Regions from separate parts of the Homo sapiens genome. Here region 2 is linked to region 1. Evidence: chromatin contacts called from ENCODE Hi-C or POLR2A ChIA-PET data. All regions are on one chromosome and are shown on one strand. Each heading gives the region's core, a stretch centred on a gene start or an enhancer-like site at or near the end of the contact. The rest is flanking DNA. Distances are from core to core; before and after follow the strand shown. Region 1 has its middle 23 kb from the start of GATAD1. Region 2 holds the start of CYP51A1-AS1 (CYP51A1 antisense RNA 1).

Region 1 (3,328 bases), core at 233-2,732:
GTCATCACCCAAATAGAGCCAGGGGTGCGGGGAAAGGTGGGATAGGGGCAGGGGCTGAGAGCCAGCAGGCAGTCAGGCTGGAGGATGAGACCAAGAAAGGCACTGAGGTTGTGCCCAGGCCCACAGTCAGGCCCACCAAGGCATGAGGACAACAGAGCAGTGGCCGCAGGGCTGAAGGCATGCCCAGCTCCAAGGCTGCTCTGCCAGAGGCAAATCCAGAGACTGGGCTGACCCACTGGTCCACGGGCAGAGCCAGGAAAGACTCCTCCAGTCTCCAGGGGTAAAAATGAAGGCCCATCCTAGTACGAGGCCTGCGAGAGAAGGCTTTGAACTCCCGCTGGCCAAGGATGGCCAGGAGCAGAGGCTGGGAAAGAAGTGGAGTCTCCAAAGTCCTGGGTTGCCCCTCTGGCATCTCCAAACCCAGTGGGTAATTGCCTGATTCTCTACTTTGTACAACTTAATTAAGTTGGCTTTCTCTATTTCCATTATAGGGAAAACAGTGTATCTAGTCTCCATACAAATGATATTTAATAATGTGCTTGCTTCCAGCCTTCCTCTCCAGATGACTTTCTTCCTCTTATACTGGATCGGTTGCTTCCTATTTCTCCAGCTCCAGCAGCACATGAAGGAGGTGTACATGTGTGTGGTGTGGATGGTGTATATGTGAGTTTGAGTGAGGTGTGTGTGGTGTGTGTGCCTGTGTGTCTGTGTAATATGTGTAAGTGTGTGAGTGTGCATGTGTATGTGGTGTATGTGGTATGAGTAGTGTGTGTAAATGTGTGGTGTGTGTATGACTGTGTGTGTATGTGCTATGAGTGGTGTGTGTAAATGTGTGGTGTGTGTGTGACTGTGTGTGTGTATGTGGCGTAAGGGGTGTGTGTGGTGCGAATGGCATGAGGGGGTGTGGAGTGTGTGTGACTGTGTGTTGTGTGTGTAAATGTGTGACTGTATGTGTAATTGGGAGCGACTGGGAGGAGACAGGGAGAGAGAAGAGGAAATGGTTTCAAGCTAGAAAATGGCTTTCGGTTTTTGAAAGAGTGGAAGAGAGAATAGGAAGAGGCCGTGGAAGTCACAACTGTCTGAAGACTTCAAGAGCTCAGAACATGGGCTCAAGAGGCCAAAATTCTATGGGACAAAAGCTGTTGTCAGTGAAATGTGTTTTCCTTTTTTCCCTCAACTCCTTTTCTGAAATGGGCTTTTTCCCATATATCTTTTAACCCTTGGGCATGAGGTTAAGTCTGGAAAACATAACTAATGCTTTGCCCCTGTATAATATCTCTTCTTTTAAGCCGTTACTTGCTTTGAGATAAACAGCAAAACCTCAGAGATGAGAGCTTCCTTGGAGACCAATAACTTTTATCTCTTGTAATAAACGTTAAGGCCATTTAAAATTTTTAAGTAAAAAACTCAAACATTTCTGGGAAACCAGCACGCCCTCCTGTCGCCCTTCCCCCACCGTCTCGGCTCCCAGATTCCCGCCTCTGTCTGGCTTCCAGCCCCGCCCCGTTCTGAGTGTGATCTGTGCTGTCAGTGCAGGAACTGGGACACCCCACTGCTGGCCCGGGCAGTGAACAGGGTACCCACACCAGCTAAGGAAGCCTCCTCCATGCTTTGGCAGGTGAGGCAATGTCCAAACGTGGACAGCAGGCAGCCCGTCTTCTCCAGCCTCAGGAGCTAGCTATTCCTCCCAGCATGTAAATCCCCAGGGTCGCTACACCGTACTGGTGCTGAGTCTCACCGACGGTCACGTGTTCTTGCTCACTTTGACCACCAGGGGGCGCAGAACCAAACCTAGGCTCCAGACGCGTGCATAGGACTTGATGCATTTTGTACACTAATCTAACCATTATCTTTATTTTCTAGCCCATTTTTCCTTTCATCAGATTTCTCCATTAATTGATCTTATCTTCGTATATTATGGATATTTTTATAAGCCACCTCAAGTCTTATTTGGAATCAGATGGGGAATAAATCAATTGGTAAATAAATCTTCCCGTGAAAGAATGATCAACACTGCTTGGGAAGAAATGCCAACCTTCCCCAAAAAAGAATCGTTTGCTGGCCGGGCGCGGTTGCTCACATCTGTAATCCCAGCACTTTGGGAGGCCGAGGCAGGCGGATCACCTGAGGTCAGGATTTCTTAGACCAGCCTGGCCAACATGGTGAAACCCCATCTCTACTAAAAATACAAAAATTAGCCGGGCGTGGTGGTATGCACCTATAATCCCAGGTACTCGGGAGGCTGAGGCAGGAGAATCGCTTGAACCTGGGAGGCGGAGGTTGCAGTGAGCCGAGATCGTGCCATTGCACTCCAGCCTGGGCGACAAGAGCGAGAGACTTCGTCTCCAAAAAAAAAAAGAAAGAATTGTTTGCTGACAATCTCCTGAATCATACTGAGACGGTTCTGGGTTTTCATAAGAGGACCCAAACACTCTCGGAGTTACTATCTGTGAGCTTCAGAGAGACCACACCTCCGGGAGGCAAGAGGTTTGGCTTGACCCGCCTGACTCCTGGAGGATGCCGGGTCCCTGGGGAGGAGCCCTGCGACCTTTGGGGAGCTAAGCCCTGAGTTGGAATGCAGGGAAACTGGTGGAAATTCGAGTTCTATTCAGGTTTAGAAAAATCTAGGAGCTTCAGGTACCTGCTGAGAGCTGGCACGATCCTGGGGTTTCTGTGGGCAGCACAGAAAGGAATTGGCTGCAAGAAAGGGAGCCACCCTGGGTTCTGTGGTCTAGGGTGGCACCAACGACAGAAAATGGGCAGATGTGGCGAAGCCTTGTGAGTGGAAGCCACCACAATGAGGCGCTGGGGAACCCGGAACGCGGGACCAGGAACCAAGCCGCAGTTAAATCAGGAGAGCCCTCTCAGCCCCTGACTCTGCGGTGCTGGGAAAGCCCTCATGAGCTGAGATGCATCTCAAGCTGTGGAAATGAGGGAGAACCTCGCTCAGAGATGGGTTCTGCTTCCAGTGGGACTTCAAGAAGAAATAAAATACATTTTACAAGAATAAAGAAATATAAACTTCTTGCACACGACTTTGTGAACTAGACGTGGAATCCACTCTCCATAACGAAATGTGTTTGCACCTGAGAGGGGTCCCAGCAACAGTCAGGTTAACTGTTCCTGAAGTGCAGCCCAGACTCGGGAGTGCGCTCCCCAAGGTGCCCTCATCAGAGGCAAGTGTGCCAGCAGGAAGTCGCCCAGATGCCCAGATCCCCTAATCTGCTCAAAGGGTGTGATACCATCTCATAAGTTTACTACTTCATTACAAACAAAATTCCGCCAAGAGAATGTTTCACAAGTAATTTCTATCTGTATTGTTCCACAG
Region 2 (3,328 bases), core at 338-2,837, 290 kb before region 1:
TTTAAACACTAAAAGTAACTTTGTCTTCCCAGAGACAAATATCATTTCCTTAAAGATCCCATGTGTAGGAAAAAAATAAATAAATAAATAACTCTTTCTTATGCCTGGTATGGTTCAAACAAAAATTATTTTAAAAGCTACTTGGTCAAAAGTTTGTACATTGCATTGTCAGTAAAAGGGTAGTTTTCAAAAGCTACTTATTGCTGACTGTAAAAGGCACAATCAAATAACATTTGGGAGATTGAAAGCTAGGTTAATAAGGCTGTTAAATTGAAGAAAATGATTTTTTTTTTTTTTGAGACGGAGTCTCATTCTGTCGCCCAGACTGGAGTCCAGTGGCGCAATCTCGGTTTACTGCAACCTCCGCCTCCTAGGTTCAAGTGATTCTCGGGCCTCAGCTTCCCAAGCAGCTGGGACTACAGGCGTGTGCCACCACATCCAGCTAATTTTTGTTTTGTTTTGTTGTATTTTAGTAGAGATGGGGTTTCTCCATGTTGTTCAGGCTGGTCTGGAACTCCTGACCTCAGGTGATCCGCCCGCTTCGGCCTCCCGAAGTGCTGGGATTACAGGCGTGAGCCACTGCTCCCGGCCGAGAAACTGTTACATTATTAGCATCAGAGGAAGGCCCTTACCACACTCCAGTCACTACCATTACCACACTCTACACATCCTCCTTAATATGGGTATAAACCACCATTAGGGGCACTGCTACAGCCCACAGAACACTGAACCACACAGGGCAGCCTCCAGGATGACGGGCCAGCTGCCAACAGCATCTCCGTCAGGACCCCCACCAAGGGCCCCAACGACCACCGGGTCGTTCAAACCCACAGCCGCCAATCCAGCCACCGCCACTAGGGGCACCACTGCTGCGGTCAGTACAGACCGCTACAACCACAAATGCCGCAACCACGACCCCGTCTAGGATCAGATACACAGCCGGGGAGGCCAGCACCGCCCCCCAACACAAGGCAATGGCGGGTGCTACAGCCAGCGCCACCAGCAGCAGTGCCGCCGCCGCAGCCACTACTCCAGCCCCCAGCGCGCCTGCCACCAAAGCCACGCCAAGCATGGCCGCAGTCGCCCCCGCCCTTGCCATCCACTGAGCCGGTCGGGGCCACGGAGCCGCCCACGCCAGCCCTTCGGCCGCCTCAGCTGCGGCGCGCGCCCCACTCAGACCCTAAAGAATGTACGTACCACCCCTGCGGGCAGCTGGACCAGGTGGCCGGCGGCCAGACGGATCAGGTAGACCAGGCTGAGGGTGAAGGCGCAGGCGATCAGCAGCATGGACAAGAGGTTGCCGCCTGTCACCTTCTCCATCGCCTGGCCCAGCACCGACCCACCCGCCTGCAGCAAGCCCAGCAGCAGCATCCCAGCCGCCGCCGCCATTCACTCCGTCGGAAACACTGAAGGCCGAGGTCGCCACCGCTCCTCCCAATCGACGGAACGAGAGAAGCTGGCAGATGGTCGTCCACAGGGGGCCTTGCCCCAGGTCTCCTACTAAACCCAGCCCCACCCCTCGGGTCCCACGCGCGCCACCCCGTGCGTCACAGAATGGGGCGGGATGTTCCGCTGGCCACGCCCCTTAAATAACACTCTGTGAAGCCGTGGTCTTCTTGCGCGGGATAGGGCACCTGAGGAAGCGGGCTGCGCCTGTGGCACAGTGGTACGGGGCCGGAAGATAACTTACCTGAAGAGGCGATCAATCCCTGAGAATCGCGGGCGACCCGTTTTTTGTGTGCCCGGGTGCGGGGTGCCGGGACACGGCGTTGAAGGCGCTGAGCGGAGGGATCTCAGGGCGAGCTCGAGCGGCGACGGCGCGCTCTGTGATTGCACCGCGAGCGCCTGAGGTGATCTCGGCCTACATCGCGTCAGCGGGGCCTTGGGCGTGAGCACCGCCCCCTGTCCGGACGCAGGGTACTGGGGCACCTCGAACTGTGGCACCTCACCCTTCTCCGGGGCCACGTCTTGGGGACTCCGACAGCCCCAAATAAGCCCTCGGGGACTGGGGTTGTGAAAAGCGAGGTCGTGAAGACGCCGGCCTCATACCGAAGGGTAGGACGGTGAGGTCAGCCCCGTCCCACTCCAACTAAAATCAACCTGACAGGTATTAATATGCCACCATGAAGTTAACAAATGTTGGTGATTAAGTATGCTAGGTTTTACGAAAACAGATTTTCCAAAATAAATGTACATGTTTTAGGACGTCGCGAGCCGTTTGAGGCAGCATTCCCCAAGGACGCCACTTAGTCTGTAGGTTTAGCGGCTAGAAAGATTCAGAAGCTGAGTTCAGTCCTGCCGCCACAATCAATCTTCGCTCCTATGGCTTCACAGAAGCGTCTCCCATGACTACCAAATTTAACTCCTTCCAGATCACCCACGGGAGCACCTGACCGGATTCATTTATTTAATCAATGTTAAGAACTAGGTTTTGTGCTAAGCTAGGGGATAGAGCAGCGAATGAGACAAAACTGCAAGGCCCTGGGGGAATTAGTAGGAATATCCAGTGAAAGGGAAATTAATGAATTTTATAAGTATACTAATCAAGAAGTATATTCTTTTCCTTTGAGGTAGAATGTAATATAGCACCTCCCCTACCCAAGGCCTGGGTTAAGAGTATATTAACTGCTTATTTCTCCCCTATGCGTGGAGAGGCTTATCTGTGTTCCATCGTTTCACATTCCTTGAGGCACAGCGAGTTCTTGCTTCCCTCCCTAGCGCTGCTGTAAAGTCACAAAACTGATTAGCAAGTGTTACAAAAGCATGTATTCCCAAGGACGTAAGACATATGGTGTAACAAATGTAAGAGTAATTTACTGCCTTTGTTCTTGCTTCTGCAAGTACACTTCATGCAACACGTAACTCCCAACACAAACTGCTTAAAAGGTGATTGATCCCTTTGTTCGGGGCTCAGACTTTCTGGACCCTAGTCCGACTGAGCCGGTGATCACCTTAATAATAAAGGCTCTCCTGAACTCTGCTCGGTCTCTCCCGTCTATGATTTGTCCCGCAACACCAGTTGCCTGCGGAACACCTCTACCTAGAGAGCTAACACTCATCCCCGGTCAGTAAATCCAAAACTAAACCCGTTGCCTCCTCCTACCAACCTGTCCCTCCTATAATGCCTGTGAAGAAAAGGCATCACTGTGCACACTGTTGCCCTCTCCATGCTTCATCTAATCAGTCATCAGATCCTATAATTCTACCACCTTAAAAGTTTCACCGTTTCTTCCGTCCAGTCGCGGTGGCTCACGCCTGTAATCCCTGCACTTTGGGAGGCCGAGGCGGGAGGATCACCTGAGGTCAAGAGTTCGAGACCAGCCTCACC

The links. Hi-C counts contacts between places; a loop is a spot of excess contacts on that map. ChIA-PET counts read pairs that join two places held with the same protein, here RNA polymerase II (POLR2A). Pooled maps may share reads with other maps.
Region 2: a loop to region 1 is called in a map of dorsolateral prefrontal cortex, with 2.7 times the contacts of the local background. The contact joins the promoter of CYP51A1-AS1 here to the enhancer-like site in region 1. A Hi-C loop is called at or near these places in 3 of 168 maps with a recorded cell type or tissue (K562 and dorsolateral prefrontal cortex), 3 of 37 single-sample maps with no recorded cell type and 15 of 50 pooled maps. POLR2A ChIA-PET finds 5 or more read pairs at or near these places in 7 of 52 experiments (H1, HEK293T, K562 and 4 more).

The regions. Positions count from the first base shown.
Region 1 is chr7:92,422,994-92,426,321 of GRCh38, forward strand. It overlaps the pseudogene TMBIM7P. Among named protein-coding and RNA genes, the nearest start is that of GATAD1, 23 kb to the right of the region's middle. RefSeq lists an enhancer at 1-476 and a silencer at 1,734-1,853. Within about 2 kb of position 1,483, at least 13 of the 41 ENCODE cell types and tissues checked have a DNase peak (open chromatin) inside an H3K27ac peak, as active enhancers do.
Region 2 is chr7:92,132,976-92,136,303 of GRCh38, forward strand. CYP51A1-AS1 (CYP51A1 antisense RNA 1) reads left to right here and starts at 1,588. Exons shown (of 3, transcript NR_122110.1): 1 at 1,588-2,107. CYP51A1 (cytochrome P450 family 51 subfamily A member 1) reads right to left here and starts at 1,502. Exons shown (of 10, transcript NM_000786.4): 1 at 1,198-1,502. The coding sequence starts at 1,389. RefSeq lists enhancers at 837-1,663, 838-887, 1,048-1,097, 1,468-2,127, 1,664-2,490.